Linked DNA regions of Homo sapiens: region 2 is linked to region 1. Evidence: read pairs that join two places in POLR2A ChIA-PET (ENCODE). Cell type or tissue: OCI-LY7. All regions are shown on one strand. Links, peaks and the distances in the headings refer to the core of each region. The heading gives the core; the rest is flanking DNA.

Region 1 (8,157 bases), core at 1,521-6,520:
CATCTACAATCATCTGATCTATGACAAAGCTGACAAAAACAAGCAATGGGGAAAGGATTCCCTATTTCCTAAATGTTGTTTGGAAAACTGGCTGGCCATATGCAGAAAGCTGAAACTGGACCCCTTCCTTACACCTTATACAAAAAATTAACTCAAGATGGATTAAAGACTTAAACGTAAGACCTAAAATCATAAAAATGCTAGAAGAAAACCTAGGCGATACCATTCAGGACATAGGCATGGGCAAAGACTTCATGACTAAAACACCAAAAGCAATGGCAACAAAAGCCAAAATGGACAAATGGGATCTAATGAAACTAAAGAGCTTTGGCACAGCAAAAGAAACTATCATCAGCGTGAACAGGCAACCTACAGAATGGGAGAAAATATTTTGCAATCTATCCATCTGACAAAGGGCTAATATCCAGAATCTACAAGGAACTTAAACAAATTTAAAAGAAAAAAAAAACTCATTAAAAAGTGGGCAAAGGATACGAACAGACACTTCTCAAAAGAAGACATTTATGTGGCCAAAAAACATATGAAAAAAAGCTCATCATCACTGGTCATTAGAGAAATGAAAATCAAAACCACAATGAGATACCACCATCTCATGCCAGTTAGAATGGTGATCATTAAAAAGTCAGGAAACAACAGATGCTGGAGAAGATGTGGAGAAATAGGAATGCTTTTACACTGTTGGTGGAGTGTAAATTAGTACAACCATTGTGGAAGACAGTGCGGTGACTCCTCAAGGATCTAGAACCAGAAATACCATTTGACCCAGGAATCCTCTTACTGGGTATATATCCAGAGGATTATAAATCATTCTACTATAAAGACACATGCACACATATGTTTATTGCAGTATTATTTACAATAGCAAAGTCATGGAACCAACCCAAATGCCCATCAATGATAGACTGGATAAAGAAAATGTGGCACATATACACCATGGAATACTATGCAGCCATAAAAAAGAATGAGTTCATGTTCTTTGCAGGGAGATGGTTGAAGCTGGAAACCATCATTCTCCGAAAATTAACACAAGAACAGAAAACCAAACACCACATGTTCTCATAAGTGGGAGTTGAACAATGAGAACACATGGACACAGGGAGGGGAACATCACACAGTGGGGCCTGTTGGGGGGTGGGGGGCAAGGGGAGGGATAGCATTAGGAGAAATACCTAATGTAGATGACAGGTTGATGGGTGCAGCAAACCACCATGGCACATGTATACCTATGTAACAAACCTGAACGTTTTGCACCTGTATCCCAGAACTTACAGTATAATAATAAAAAAAATCTAAGAACTATATTTCAGGATGTAAAATAATAACTTTAGAAGGAAAATTTGAGATACAAAAAAAATGCAGAGCTAAGCATTGCATATACAAAATAATACTTTTAGTATCAGAGGTTGTAAAAAACGATTAAAAAATAATACTTTAAAGTCTAATTTGTGTGTTAAAAACAAATATGACTAACTATTGGACTATCATAGCATGTAAATTAGAAGCTGGGACAGAGGGATTAGAAAACCTCAAAGAATCTACTGATAAATATTCGAAACAAATAAGGAGTTTAGCGAATTAGTTAGATATGTAATCAATGATCAAAAATATCAACTGCATTCCTATACACCTATAACAACCAGTTAAATATATATCCTAGATATGTTCAAAAATGTCAATGCAGCACTGTTTGTAAATAACAAAAAACTGGAAACAAAGTATCTGTCAATAACAGAATGAATACTGTGTGGCTTATTCGTAAGATGGAATCCTATATAGCAGTAAGAATTAATATATCATGGCTACATGCAGCAACATAGATAAAATCACCAGTGGTCGGACACGTTGGCTCACGCCTGTAATCCCAGCACTTTGGGAGGCTGAGGCAGGTAGATCACGAGGTCAAGAGGTCGAGACCATCCTTGCCAACATGGTGAAACCCGGTCTCTACTAAAAATACGGAAATTAGCCAGGCACGGTGGCGCACGCCTGCAGTCCCAGCTACCCGGGACGCTGAGGCAGGAGAATTGCTTAAACCTGGGAGGTGGAGGCTGCAGTAAGCCGAGATCATGCCACTGTACTACAGCCTGGGTGACAGAGCAAGACTCTGTCTCAAAATAAAATAAAATAAAATAAACAGCATAAGGTTGAGCGAGAAAGAATAGGGCACTGCAAAAAAACAAAACAAAACAAAAACAAAAACATGCAATATAATTCCTTGTATATCAAATTCAAAACCTTTAAATACTGAGCAATATATTGTTTAAGGATACAAATAAATGTGGTAATGGAAATCAGGGGAATGATAACACAAGATTGAAGACAGTTGTTGCCTCTGTGAAAGGAGAGAATAGAATGAGACTGAGAGGTACTCCACTCAGAGGACTTCAAAGGTAATGGTAATATACTTTTTCTTAAACTTGATATTGAGTATATGAGTATTTGTTGTTTCATTATTATTTATACTTTACATGTATTTTACTGATACTTATATCTATTCACTGTTTAATAAAAACAAGTATGAAACAAAGTAAGGAAATAAATATAAATTCAGGATTCAGGGAAGTAGTTGCTGGGGTACAGGAATGAGCACGGCGTAGGGGGAATGAATGCGTTTAAAAACTGGGACATAGGAAACCTCTATGTGGTCTTAAATAGTGGTACTGAAATGTTCTACTTCTTGGGGGATGAGTCCATATGTCTGTTGTATTCTTTTGCTTAATAATTTGCTTGTACGTCAAATATACACTTTTGTATATATTAAATAATTCATAATAAAAAAATTTCAAGGCCATTCAGGTCTAGCAGTACCATTCAACTCACCAGAATGCATCTCACTGTGTGAACAGCACTTGGATCTTTATGGTTGGCTGCCCAGTGAAGTGGGATCTTGCCTTCAACATCAGGAATCCCAATGTTAGAATCATGCTTGATGAGCAGCTTCACATGCTCAGGGTTATTGTAGTAGGCACTCCAATGCAGAGCTGTTTGCTGCAAAATCGAGAGGTTCTCGAAATAACAACAGTAACAACTAACTTTCCCCAATCTTTTATTGTGGGACAGGCACTGTTATAAGAGTTTTATACAGTAGTTGCCCTGTATCTTTGTTTTCACTTTTCATGATTTCAGGTCTCTGTGTTCAACCGAAGTCTAAATATATTAAATAGAACATTCCAGAAATAAACAATTCATAAGTTTTAAATTGTGTGCCATTCTAAATAACATGTTGAAATAGTGCTTCATCCCACCCCATCCTACCTGGGACACAAATCCTTCCTTTGTTCAGCATATCCCCACCGTAGACATTCCCTGCCAGTTAGTCACCTAGCAGCCAACTCAGTTATCCCATTCATTGTCACAATATTAGATTCACAGTGCTTGTGTTCAAGTCATCCTTCTTTTACTTAATGGCCCCAAAGCTCAAAATTATTGATACTGGTGATTCAGATATGCCAAAGAGCAGCTATGAAGTGTTTCCTTTAAGTGAAAAGGTGAAAGCTCTCAACTTAATAAGAAAAAATTGTTTGTTGAGTTTGCTAAGCTCTACCGTAAGAACAAATCTATCTGTGAAACTGTAAAGAAGGAAGAAGAAACTCATGCTGGTTTTGCTGTTGCATACCAAACTGCAAAAATTATGGCCATAGTGCCTGATAAGTGCTTAGTTAAGACGGAAAAAGTACTAAATTTGTGGGTAGAAGATATGAACAGAAATGTGTTCCTATTGACGGGAATTGGGTTTGACACTATCCGCAGTTTCAAGTGTCCATTGGAGGTGTTGGAATATATTTCCTTTGAACAAGGGAGACTATTGTCTATTTAATTGCATGCAGTCATCTTACTATCTCTGGGAGACAAGTATGTTTTTAAATTTGCATGTGATTGATGAGGAAACAGCACACGGAACCTAAGTAATCTGCTCTGGGACACAAAGGAAGTAAGTGGCTGAACTGAGATTTTAACCCAGGCAGTCTGACTCCAGAATCTGACCTCTTAGGCATGACAGTTATTTAGTTCATCCGGTACTGATAACACTGAGAAAGAGAAAGCGGCCCAGTCATTTATAAATAATCATCAACAAAGTAAGTGATGATCTTGATAATGCACATCTGGTTATCACCAAGGACCTTAAGAACTTGACAGGATGTTTCGAATTTTAATATCTATAAAAAAATACATGCATAGGAAATTCATGCATCTGGAACCCATTCCATGTATCAGTAGACAAATTTTAATTTAAATATAATTTTAGAGGATAAATTATTAGACCCAGTTATTGATGAAAAGATACATTTTGAAAATACAGCAGCACTTGCTTTAGTCAACCTAAATAACAGAGTCTCTCTAAAAGAAAATAATGTTTGGCTGGGCGCAGTGGCTCATGCCTGTAATCCCGGCACTTTGGGAGATCGAGGCGGGTGGATCACTTGAGGTCAGGAGTTCGAGACCAGCCTGGTCAACATGGTGAAACCCCGTCTCTACTAAAAATACAAAAATTAGTTGGGCCTGGTGGCGCATGCCTGTAATCCCAGCTACTTGGGAGGCTGAAGCATGAGAATCGCTTGAACCTGGGAGGTGGAGGTTTCAGTGAGCCAAGATCACACCACTGCACGCCAGCCTGGGTGATAGAGTGAGACTCTGTCTCAAAAAAAAAAAAAAAAAGAAAGAAAGAAAATAATGTTTATTTGGTATCTGGTAGTAGGGCATTGCTAAACTATGTGTACTCAAGTAAAGGAAGACAAAAGTTTTTAAAAGAAAAATGAGCAGGATTACGTAATTGTTTTCAAATGATGATCCTTGGCTACAAAGATCGATAACAAAGATAATGCCAGTGCAAGGTTGGACAGGCAGTTGCTGGGCAAATGTCTTTGAAGAAGTAATTTTTGTGTAAGGTTATGATGGCCTTTGTGCAAGGCTGTGGTTTTTGCACAGTCTGTGATTTTTTTTTTTTTTAATCAGGCTTACAAGCACAAGAATCCTCTCTTCATGGCCTTCCCTGGCTCTGTCAGGTTTTGTTGTTGTTGTTTTAAACAGAAACAACTCCATTTTGATTTTGACAATGTTCACACTTTATTTCAGATAAAAGTTGAAAATGATCATCTTGAACTTGTTGAAGTTGCTTTAAAATCTCTTCTGCTGTTCTCGTCAACATAATTCTATAAGACTGGCTTCCCTATTAGGATAATTATTAAGAAAAAATGTAAGAACTGTTTAAATATATATTAGCCCTCGTGAGTAGCATTGTCAGCAATCCAATCTACAATTAGATAATTTAATGAGCAGGAACCAAGCTCATCTGTCACATTAAAAACTTTAGAAACTGACATACATGGTATTCCTTCAAGGTGTACCTATAGGCATTTAATATGAACACTCACTATTTAACTTACTACTTTTGCTTACTAACAACTGCAGATTTTTAAAAAGCCACAAGTATAATAGCACTTACTAATTACCTATAACCACATCTTCAATAAACAACACGTAATTCCTTTCTTTTCCTATGTTATACTTGTTCTGATTCTATTTACTGAAATGTAATACTATGCTGAACCTAACAGTAATCCTATTAACCTTTTTCCATACATACAAAAATTGAGGCACAGAGGAGTTAAGCAATTTGCTCAAGGACACAGAACAAGTTAAGTAGTGGATTCTGGGTTGAAACCCAGGAAGGCTGATACCAAAGCGTAGGCCACTAAACCACTAAGCATTTAGGACATTGCCATGGGCATTTGGCCATCATGAGTCTAACCACCTATAGTAACTATTATGACTCCCTGTCAAATATTGGGTTTTGGAGTTAAGACAGGACTGATTTTTTTTTTTTTTTTTTTTTTTTTGAGACAGTCTCACTCTGTCACCCAGGCTGGAGTTCAGTGGCACTATCTGGGCTCACTGAAACCTCTGCCTCCCAGTTTCAAGCGATTCTCATGCCTCAGCTTCCCGAGTAGCTGGGATTACAAGCGCATGCCAACATGCCCGGCTAATTTTTGTAGTTTTAGTAGAGATGAGGTTTCACTATGTTGGCCAGGCCAGTCTTGAACCCCTGAACTCAGCTGATCCACTTGCCTCGGCCTCCCAAAGTGCTGGGATTACAGGCATGAGCCAATGCGCCCGGCCGACAGGACTAGATTTGAATTCTAGTTCTGCCACTTGCATCTTGGGCAAACTTTTAATCTTCCTGAGCTTCAGTTTTTCCATCTGTAAAAAGATGATACTACCTAACACACATGGTTGCTGAGAGGATAAAATGACAGAATTTAAGTGAAATACTTCCCTGAGATGTATGGAGATTTGGAATTGTTCTACCATGTATATATGTGGTAATTCAGGCCTTCTTCCTTGAAATTTCACATCATAAAAGGAAGCATTTGCTTTCTGGTCTTATTAGTCTTTGATTTTGAGTATCCATTACCTTGTTTTTATCCTGTGTATCCACTTCTCCTGGTGCCATAAACTTCAGCAGAAGTGCCAAACACTTAGGGCTCCTGTGCCGGGTGGTCAAGTGCAAAGGAGTCATCTCTTCCAGATCCTTTTGCATCCAGTTTGCTCTGCGTGTAAGTAAGAGTTTCATGAAACGATAATTTCCCTAAATAAAAAACAAGAGATGATAAGAAAAAAATGTACTATGGGGTCAAAATTTTTTTTAATTTTAAAATGTTTTAAGTATGTTAATTATTCTCCTAGAGTAATAACATCCAGAGAAATTAATAAGGAAAAATGCTTGTAATTCCACTATACTATCAATTGTTTTATTTTTTCATGTTTCCTTCCAAGAACTTTCTACATGAATATAATTTACATAGTGGCTGGCCAATATTTTATTGCAAATAAAACAACATGTTTTATTTAACCAGTCTATTATTGTTAGATATCTAGAATGTTTCTAATATTTTTTTTGTAGTAAATGCTTCACTGTACATCTTTTTTCACATTTTTTTTCTTAATTTTTTCACAAGAATAAATTATCAGGAACCAAATTGTTGGGTCAAAGACGTTTGCACATTTTACAGTGTTTGGTGTATTTTCCAAATTGCTATCTAACAGCAGCAATGTGTAGGTGTATTAGTTTCAGCACATTTTGACCAACATAGTACCTATTATTTATACTCAAAGTGTAATAATGCGAAATAAGCAGAGATGTTAAATCCCAATTTACAGGTGAGGAAACTGAGATTCAAAGTAGTTAAACGTTTTGTTCAGGACCTCTGGTTAATAAGGTATGGATGATTAGTTTTCTTAAAGAAAGCTATTTATGGGTACAACTAAGGTAGAGGCAGCTTATTCAAAGTTTGGATCCCAGGGCCGGGCGTGGTGGCTCACATCTGCAACCCCAGCACTTTGGGAGGCCGAGGCGGGTGGATCACGAGGTCAGGAGATTGAGACCATCCTGGCCAGCACGGTGAAACCCCATCTCTACGAAAAATTAGCCGGGCGTGGTGGTGGGCGCCTGTAGTCCCATTTACTCGGGAGGCTGAGGCAGCAGAATGGCGTGAACCTGGGAGGCGGAGCTTGCAGTGAGCCGAGATCGTGCCACTGCACTCCAGGCTGGGCGACAGAGTGAGACTCCGTCTCAAAAAAAAAAAAACAAAAAAACCAAGTTTGGATCCCAGACTCAAACGGTCACCTAAATGCCAACTCAGAAGTCATGGTAGGCCCACCCACTTGCAGGCAGTACTCTCCAAGTCAGTTAAATCCTCCAGTCTGGTAGAATCAACCCACCTCAAGAAAGAAGCAGGCCGGGTGCGGTGGCTCATGCCTGTAATCCCAGCACTTTGGGAGGCTGAGGTGGGGGGATCACGAGGTCAGGAGTTCTAGACCAGCCTGGCCAACATGGTGAAACCCCGTCTCTACTAAAAATACAAAAATTAGCCAGGCGTGGTGGCAGGCGCCTGTAATCCCAGTTACTCGGGAGGCTGAGGCAGAGACTTGCTTGAACCCGGGAGGCAGAGGTTGCAGTGAGCAGAGATCGCACCACTGCACTCTAACCTGGGTGACAGAGCCGGACTCCATTTCAAAAAAAAAAAGAGAAAGAAGCTTAGTTACAAGGGCCACAGCAAGAGTGTTAATGAGCCAGGCCAACCATTACATAGTAAGTCTGTGTAACATGGCAGCTTTGAACAAAATAAGACTCTAAAA
Region 2 (8,157 bases), core at 1,314-6,313, 320 kb before region 1:
TGTTGTCCAAGCTGATTTCATTTTAATTTAAATTTAAATAGCTACATGTGGCCAGTAGCTATTATAACAGACAATACTCTCTCTCATTCATTCTTGTGGCTTCAGTTATCACCTCTATATCCAAAGACTGACTCACAAATTTATACTGAACAAAGTGACCTGGATGAGTTCCACAAGCACCTCAAACTCTAAAATACAATCAATCATCTCCACCATCAACTCCTCCCTTACTTTATTCCAAACACCTTTACCTACCTAATATCCTTAGTTCTGTGAACAGAATTCATCATCTAAGTCATCTGAGCTTGAAGACTTAAGTCATTTTTAACTCTCTATCTCTCATATCTAAGATGTCTATTCCTTTTGACTTTACCTAACTGATATCCCTGCCTCCATTCCAATGTATACAATATGCACAATATTCCTGCCAGGTATCATTCTTTCAAATGGTTAACTTTGTAGCCTTGCTTTTTTCAAATATATTAATGATTCCCCACTGCCCACAAATAAAGTCTAAATTCCCTAGAGTAGCATAGCATTCAACACTCTACACAATCTGGCCCCAAGCTGTCTTTCTAGTCTTGCCTTCTACTTCTACCTCTTAAGCCTCCTATTCTCCAGCCCAAAGGATTCCTTACCTTTCTCCAACACATCCTGTCATAACATTGTGTGCATATCTATGCTCATGCTCTCCTATCCTCCTTAGATATCCTTCTGACTCCTGTTCGTCCTTCATGGTTCACTCAAGTTCCACTTCTTCCAAGACATTTCACAGATTCCCACTGTTCCCCACCAAAAATTAATCTCAACTTTTCTGAATTCCCATTGCACTTTTAAACTGTATACACTTATAGCAATAATCAATTTCTACTTTGTTAGAAGTTGGTTATCTGCATTTACTACATCACAAGAACTTTAAAGATGCATATATTTTAGATATCTTCCTAACTACAAACAGTAAAATGACCAGTATAAATTAGGTACATAATAAATTATTTCTACTATGATAATTTCATTTAAATTAGAGATCAATTCTTATGTGTAAAACATTTTCAGTATCTCAAAAGTGGCCTAGGCTCTAAATTATCCATTATCAATGGCACACAAGTGCTTTAGAACACACAATTCCCCAAACTGCCCTAAGTATGAGCTTCCAAATACTGAAAAATGGCCTTCCTATTCTAGTCAAGTACTATCAATATAGTGAATAAAACTGAAGCTGACCTATTTTGTCTCCTACGAGAATACAGGAAATTTTCTATTTTAAATACAGCATTTTGTTTCAACATAGGAGACATATTTCAGCAGCTCATGGGTTATAACTAACTCAGGTTTCATATGATTCAAGTAAGAGAAGTAACAAATTACTCAATGATAACAGCTACCATTTGTTGAACACTTACAAGTATATCCGATACTGTTCAAAGCACTTAACATATATTATCTCATTTAGTTTTTATGAAACTCTAGGAAACAGGTACTATTATCACTCCCATTTTACATATTGTTTAGAAATTAGGTATAAAAGATAGATCACATATCTTTTAATGGTGCAACCAAACAAATGGATAGATGATGCACTTGTAATTCAGCAATTATATAGAGGTCCTGGCCTAGAAGGCCAAAGATATAGACCTGTTTCAGTTAACCAGATACAACCTCATTGATCCTCAATCTTCCCATTGGTCCTTACCTATCAAAGAGCAGTTATAAGAATCAAACAAAATAATGGATGTGAAAACAAGCAAAAAGAGCAGTGGCCTTGAAGTCAAGGGACCTGGAATCCAGCCTCTGCTCCAACCTTTACTACATGAGACCTTGTGTAAATAAAACCTACTGCTTCTTTGAGCCACATCCACTCTTTAGACAAGCACAGAGTACCTACTTATGTACCAGATATTCGGCTAGGGTTAGGGATACAGAGTGAACATGACAGACAGGTTCTCCTCTCCTCACAGAACTCATAGCCTAGAGGAGGTTACAGATGAATAAAAAGGCAGTTATAATAGAGTGGGCTAAGTGTTCAGAGAGGGGAGTATACAGGAAAGGCATCTAATATAGACTTCAGATTCAAGGGATATTTCCCAAAATAAAATGACTTCCAAGCTAAGATTAAAAGGATAAGAAGGAATTAATCAGGAAAGGAAATAAAGAGTTTCAGGCAAAGGAACAAGGTTCAAAGACCTGGGCATCGGGCAAGTGTTAACAGGAGATTCTAGAGGAGTAAAGAGGATTTTTATAAAACATATTGAGAGATCTTTCTGTATAACTTCTTACAAGTGCATGTACATCTAAAATTATCTCAATACAGACTTTAATCAAAGAAAGCACATATGAGAGTACCTTATAAAATGAGATGAACTTCAGCTGTTTCTGTTACTATTAATACTAATAATTAACTGTGTTAGGTATATTACTATAGAGAGCAAAGTTAGAGGTGTTGTTATAATGGAAACAGAACTAATAAGGACAGCTAGTGACCGTATTTCCATAGCTGGCCAAAATTTGGAGATGCATGATTCAGTACCTTTCACATCTGGTCGATATTGTAGTCCATCATCTTTCTTTCCCAACAAACTAGTGTCATCTGTATCTGTAAGAGAAGACGGTTTTCAAATTAAAATATATACAATGGTTAAGTCATATCATGATACTCCCAATAATTCCAAATTATTCCAAGTTCTTCTTAACCTCTGCCCCCTTATCCTGCTCATGTTGTCTACCATTCTCTAAATCAATTATGTCATTTCTGTCTTAGGCCTCTAGGCATCCTAGGTATAAGTGCTCTTTGCATGATGAATAGCCAATTTCATCTATACTTCAGCTCCAATGTCGCCTCCTTTAAAAACTCTTTCCTATGCAAACTAAAACAACACCTACTCTGAGAAGAAAGGGTTAAACCTTTCTTTCTCTAAAAGACAACTGCCTCAAGATTTACCTTCTCCTACCACTGTTACCCTGGAAATATCAGATTAAGATAAATGGGGAATCTCTGCTGTGTTATGAAACACTTACTATAAAAAATGACCCCTGATTTGAGAACTGCACCTGGACTGGGAAGACTATAAATGAGCCATAACCACGTGTTTAGAAGCACAAGCTTCCCAGTACTAGTGGAGGAGGCAAACGAAAGACATAGTTAGGTTTGTGAATGAAAAATTACAGAGGGGACTAAGACAAAACTTAAGGCCCAATCACTCTAAAGGATGCATTTCAATTAAACTCTCAAACTTGACTGATATGGTTTGGTTCTGTGTCCCTGCCCAAATGCCGTGTCTAATTGTAATCCCCAACGTTGGAAAAGGGGCCTTGTGGAAGGTGACTGGATCATGGGGGGCAGATTTCCCTCTCGCTGTTCTCATAATAGTGAGTGAGTTCTCACAAGACCTAGTTGTTTACAAAAGTGCATGACACCTCCCTTTGTTCTCTCTTCCTCCTTTTCCGGCCATGTAAGATGTGCCTGCTTCCTCTTTGCCATCTACCATGATTGTGTTTCCTGAGGCCCTCAGCCATGCTTCCTGTATAGCCTGTGGAACTGTAAGCCAATTATACCTCTTTTCTTTATAAATTACCCAGTCTCAGGTAATTCTTTCTAGCAACGTGAGGATGAACTAATACACTGACCAGGTGCTCTGAACTTGAAATTCCAAAGAGTAGAGTATCATTCAAATATGCATCTTTTCCTCAGAGAACATAGTCCTTCTCTAAGCTAGTCTTCCCACTCAAGCTCTAAATGCCACCCCACTGGGGTGGGGGGACCATACTTCTTCAAGATCAAGGCTAAGTGGGACATCTACCCAGAAGGGGTCCCTGTCAGTAAATGGTGTCCTCTATCATGCCCACACTCAACTCCTACCTAAAAATTGTCTGATGAGCTTCCTGGGTATTCTTTGGTAGTTTAGACCAGAGGTACTGCAATCAATTGTGTAGTGTGTCACAAATAATTTGTTACCAATATAATGTACCAAATTTTGGCTTACAACCTTTTCCCTTTAGCTCAGATAAAAACATAATATCCCTTTAATAAGTCTAAAAAGGGAGGAAGAAGGGAACCAGTAAGCAAGAAAGATATACAATCCTAGTCCATGAGAGTGTGCCTGGTCCACATATGTGACTGAGGAAATAATCCATCTTCCCAACTCATCTGAATATTACTGGGGAAAGAAAATTGGGAACTCTGGCTTTAGAGACTGAATATTTCTAGTAGGGGTGGAAAACAAAAACTCTTTCTTATATGGTATCATGGTTTCTAAGCTATAACAAAAAGCAAGAAGGGTGAAAAGAATTTTAAGCTAAAGGCAATAATTTTTCCTTACATTCTCTAACTTCACACCAAAATCTGTATCATACATAATATGTACAGGGAAAATGATACAGATAATGGAAAAACAAAGTAAACTATTATGCTCTATAAAAAGAGGTTTAACAAATATATGGCAATAACATAGTTTTACTGAAATTAAAATAAGTTATCTAACTCTTAAATAGCTATAATCATTCCAAATTTGAGATGATATTAGAACTATAAATAATAATTATAATTCCATGTTAGGATCAGCTAGCAACCAAGAACTAACTAAATAAAAAACCAAGAAGCATGGTTTATGTCTTGAGAAGATGAAAATAATGAAAAAAAACTAAATTAGTAATAAAAAATCTGAAATATAAAGTAATAAAAAAATAAAGCTTCGAGGATTTCTCATTTTACAAATTTGAAACACTACCAAATGTACAAATAAGATTACATTTATACAATAATAAAGATGGGTCTCTGAATAAATAAAATGGATTTTACCTGTGCAATGACCAAGATGCCTTATATCAATTTGTTCTTGCTTTATACAAGATGCTTCTCGAACAAAACAGGGATTGTTATAGGAACTCCCATCAGAAGCACACACAGGATTAAAACTGTATCCACTGCAATCTATATTACATACACACCTGTTGGAAAAGACAAAAATTACCTATATTTTACAACAAAAATATTTCACAATGCTGCAACAGCAAAAAAGACCAATTCTTTCTTCTGCTTTCTGTAACAGAAGTCAATATATTGTTTTAAGTCACTGATGAAAGCTTAAGCAAAGTAAATACCTAAAAAAATTTTAGGTGAGGATTTAGAGATAATTTCATCAAGATATTATGAATCCAGTGGTTTCTCTGGAATTTTCATATCTAGATAAAGTAATCAGGAGATGTCAAATATCAATGACATTAATTAAATAGCAAAATGGCACATTGTAAAGGACACAGAATTATGAGTCAATAGTCACAAATCTAAATTCTACCCCTAGTTATTACCAGATTTGTATCCAAATTCTTCCTCTAAGTCTTAGTTTACTGATCAGTAAAATGGAGGTAATAATAATGGCCAGGCATGATGGCTCATGACTGTAATCCCAACACTTCGGGAGGCCAAGGTAGGAGAATCACTTGAGCCCAGGAGTTTGAGACCAGCCTAGGAAACAAAGCAAGACCCCATCTCTACAAAAAATAAAAAACTTAGCCAGGCACAGTGGTGTGTACCTGTGGTCTCCACTACTTGGAAGGCTGAGGCAGGAGGATCACTTAAGCCCAGGAGGTTGAGGCCGCAGTGAGCCATAATTGCACCACTGTACTCCAGCCTGGGGGACAGAGTGAGACCCTGTCTTAAATAAATAAATAACCTACCTTGCCAAATAACTGGGAAGGTTAAAAAATATAATAGACATGAAATATGTAAAATGGAAACCCTCAAAAGTGTTTTCTAGCTACATGTCTATCTGTGTAACTGAGTATCCACTGAACACTGAGTGTTGTACTACAGAGAAGGCAAAAGAAGTCCAAAGCAAGATTACTCCCCTCAAGAATAGTAAAATCTAGTTAGGAATAGAGAAACAAAAATAAAAATACAGAGACTCTCCTGTTTATAGCAACACAGAGGACTAGGAACCTTTACTAACCTTCCTGATAAAAACAACAAAAAACACTGGACAAACATTTTAAAACATTCTCTTAAATACATTCACAAGTTGGTAAGAAAGTCAGGAATATTTAGGACAGAAGTTATAAGTACACAGGCACAGAGAAAGGTCAATTGAGCTCTCTAAAGCTGATTTTCACTTTGAAGGCATTTGCCAAACTGGGTAAATTCAATTACCAATTTTTTGGCTTTGCAGGCCTGATGTGGTTTGGCTGTGTCCTTACCCAAATCTCATCTTGAATAGTAACTCCCACAATTCCCGTGTGTTGTGGGAGGAACCTGGTGGGGGGGGGATTGAATTATGGGGGAAGGTCTTTCCTGTGCTGCTCTCATGATAGTGAATGAGTGTCATGAGATCTGATGGTTTTTAAAATGGGAGTTTCTCTGCACAAGCACTCTTTTTGCCTGCTGCCATCCACGTAAGATGTGACTTGCTCCTCCTTGCCTTCCACCATGATTGTGAGGCCTCCCCAGCCACGTGGGTCTGGGGAACTGTGAGTCCAGTTAAACCTCTTTCTTTTGCCCAGTCTCGGGTATATCTTTATCAGCAGTGTGAAAACAGATTAATACAATAAACTGGTACCAGTAGAGTGGGGTGCTGCCGAAAAGATACTTGAAAATGTGGAAGTGACTTTGGAACTGGGTAATAGGCACGAGTTGGAACAGTTTGGAGGGCTCAGAAGTCAGGAAAATGTGGGAAAGTTTGGAACTTCCTAGAGACTGGTTGAATGGCTTTGACCAAAATGCTGATAGTGGCACAAACAATAAAGTCCAGGCTGAGGTGATCACAGATGGAAATGAGGAACCTGTTGGGAACTGGAGCAAAGTGACTCTTGTTATGTTTTAGCAAAGAGATTGGTGGCATTTTGCCCCTGCCCTAGAGATCTGTAGAACTTTGAACTTGAGAGAGATGATTTAGGGTACCCAGTGAAAGAAATATCTAAGCAGCAAAACATTCAAGAGGTGACTTGGGTGCTATTAAAGGCATTCAGTTTTATAAGGGAAGCAAAGCACAAAAGTTCGGAAAATTTGTAGCCTGACAATGTGATAGAAAAGAAAATCCCATTTTTTGAGAAGAAATTCAAGCTAGCTGCAGAAATTTGCATAAGTTACAAGCAGTCGAATGTTAATCCCCAAAACAATGGGGAAAATGTCTCCAGGGCATGTCAGAGGTCTTCATGGCAGCCCCTCCCATTGTAGGAGGAAAACATGGTTTCCTGGGTAGGGCCCAGGATCCCCGTGCTCTGTGCAGCCTAGGGACTTGGTGCCCTGCATCTCAGCTGCTCCAGCCATGGCTGAAAGGGACCAATGTAGAGCTTGGGCTGTGGCTTCAGAGGGTACAAGCCCCAAGCCTTGGCAGCTTCCACATGGTGTTAAGCCTGCAGGTACAGAGAAGTCAAGAAATGGGGTTTGGGAACCTCCACCTAGATTTCAGAGGATGTATGGAAATGCCTGGATGCCCAGGCAGAAGTTTGCTGCAGGGGTGGGGCCCTCATGGAGAACCTCTGCTAGGGCAGCGTGGAAGGGAAATGTGGGGTCAGAGCCGCCACACAGAGTCTCTACTGAGGCGTCGCCTAGTGGAGCTGTGAGGAGAGGGCCACCTCCAGACCCCAGAATGACAGATCTACTGACAGCTCGCACTGTGCATCTGGAAAAGCCACAGACACTCAATGCCAGCCCATGAAAGCAGCCAAGATGGAGGCTGTACCCTGCAGAGCCACCTGTACCCTGCAGAGCCACAAAGGTGCAGCTGCCCAAGACCATGGGAACCCACCTTTTGCATCGGCATGACCCAGATACAAGATGTGGAGTCAAAGGAGATCATTTTAGAACTTTAAGATTTGACTGCCCTGCATGGGGCCTATAGCCCCTTTGTTTTGGCCAATTTCTGCCACTTGGAATGGCTGTACTTACCCAATGCCTGTACTCCCTTTGTATCTAGGAAGTAACTAACTTGCTTTTGATTTTACAGGCTTATAGGCAGAAAGGACTTGCCTTGTCTCAGATGAGATGTTGGACTGTGGACTTTTGAGTTAATGCTGAAATGAGTTAAGACTTTGGGTGACTGGTGAGAAGGCATGATTGGTTTTGAAATGTGAGGACATGAGATTTGGGAGGGGCAAGCAGGGGAATGATATGGTTTGGCTGTGTCCCCACCCAAATCTCATCTTAAACTGTAACTCCCACAATTC

The links. Peaks named below come from ENCODE experiments on the same cell type or tissue, not always from the same donor. Only the 100,000 strongest peaks of a DNase experiment are listed, where the experiment ranks them.
Region 2: POLR2A ChIA-PET joins it to region 1 with 5 read pairs; 2 of 35 experiments call an interaction of 5 or more read pairs at or near these places.

The regions. Positions count from the first base shown.
Region 1 is chr9:100,224,512-100,232,668 of GRCh38, reverse strand. It overlaps INVS (inversin), which reads right to left. Exons shown (of 17, transcript NM_014425.5): 4 at 6,434-6,607; 5 at 2,842-3,009. Among named protein-coding and RNA genes, the nearest start is that of TEX10, 120 kb to the left of the region's middle. In OCI-LY7, for the core only: no CTCF peak of the experiment used is centred there; no DNase peak of the experiment used is centred there.
Region 2 is chr9:100,544,531-100,552,687 of GRCh38, reverse strand. MSANTD3-TMEFF1 (MSANTD3-TMEFF1 readthrough) reads right to left here. Exons shown (of 10, transcript NM_001198812.1): 6 at 4,796-4,944; 7 at 2,528-2,593. TMEFF1 (transmembrane protein with EGF like and two follistatin like domains 1) reads right to left here. Exons shown (of 10, transcript NM_003692.5): 6 at 4,796-4,944; 7 at 2,528-2,593. Among named protein-coding and RNA genes, the nearest start is that of CAVIN4, 29 kb to the left of the region's middle. In OCI-LY7, for the core only: no CTCF peak of the experiment used is centred there; a DNase peak (open chromatin) is centred at 3,457; H3K4me3 peaks cover 405 bases; H3K27ac peaks cover 587 bases.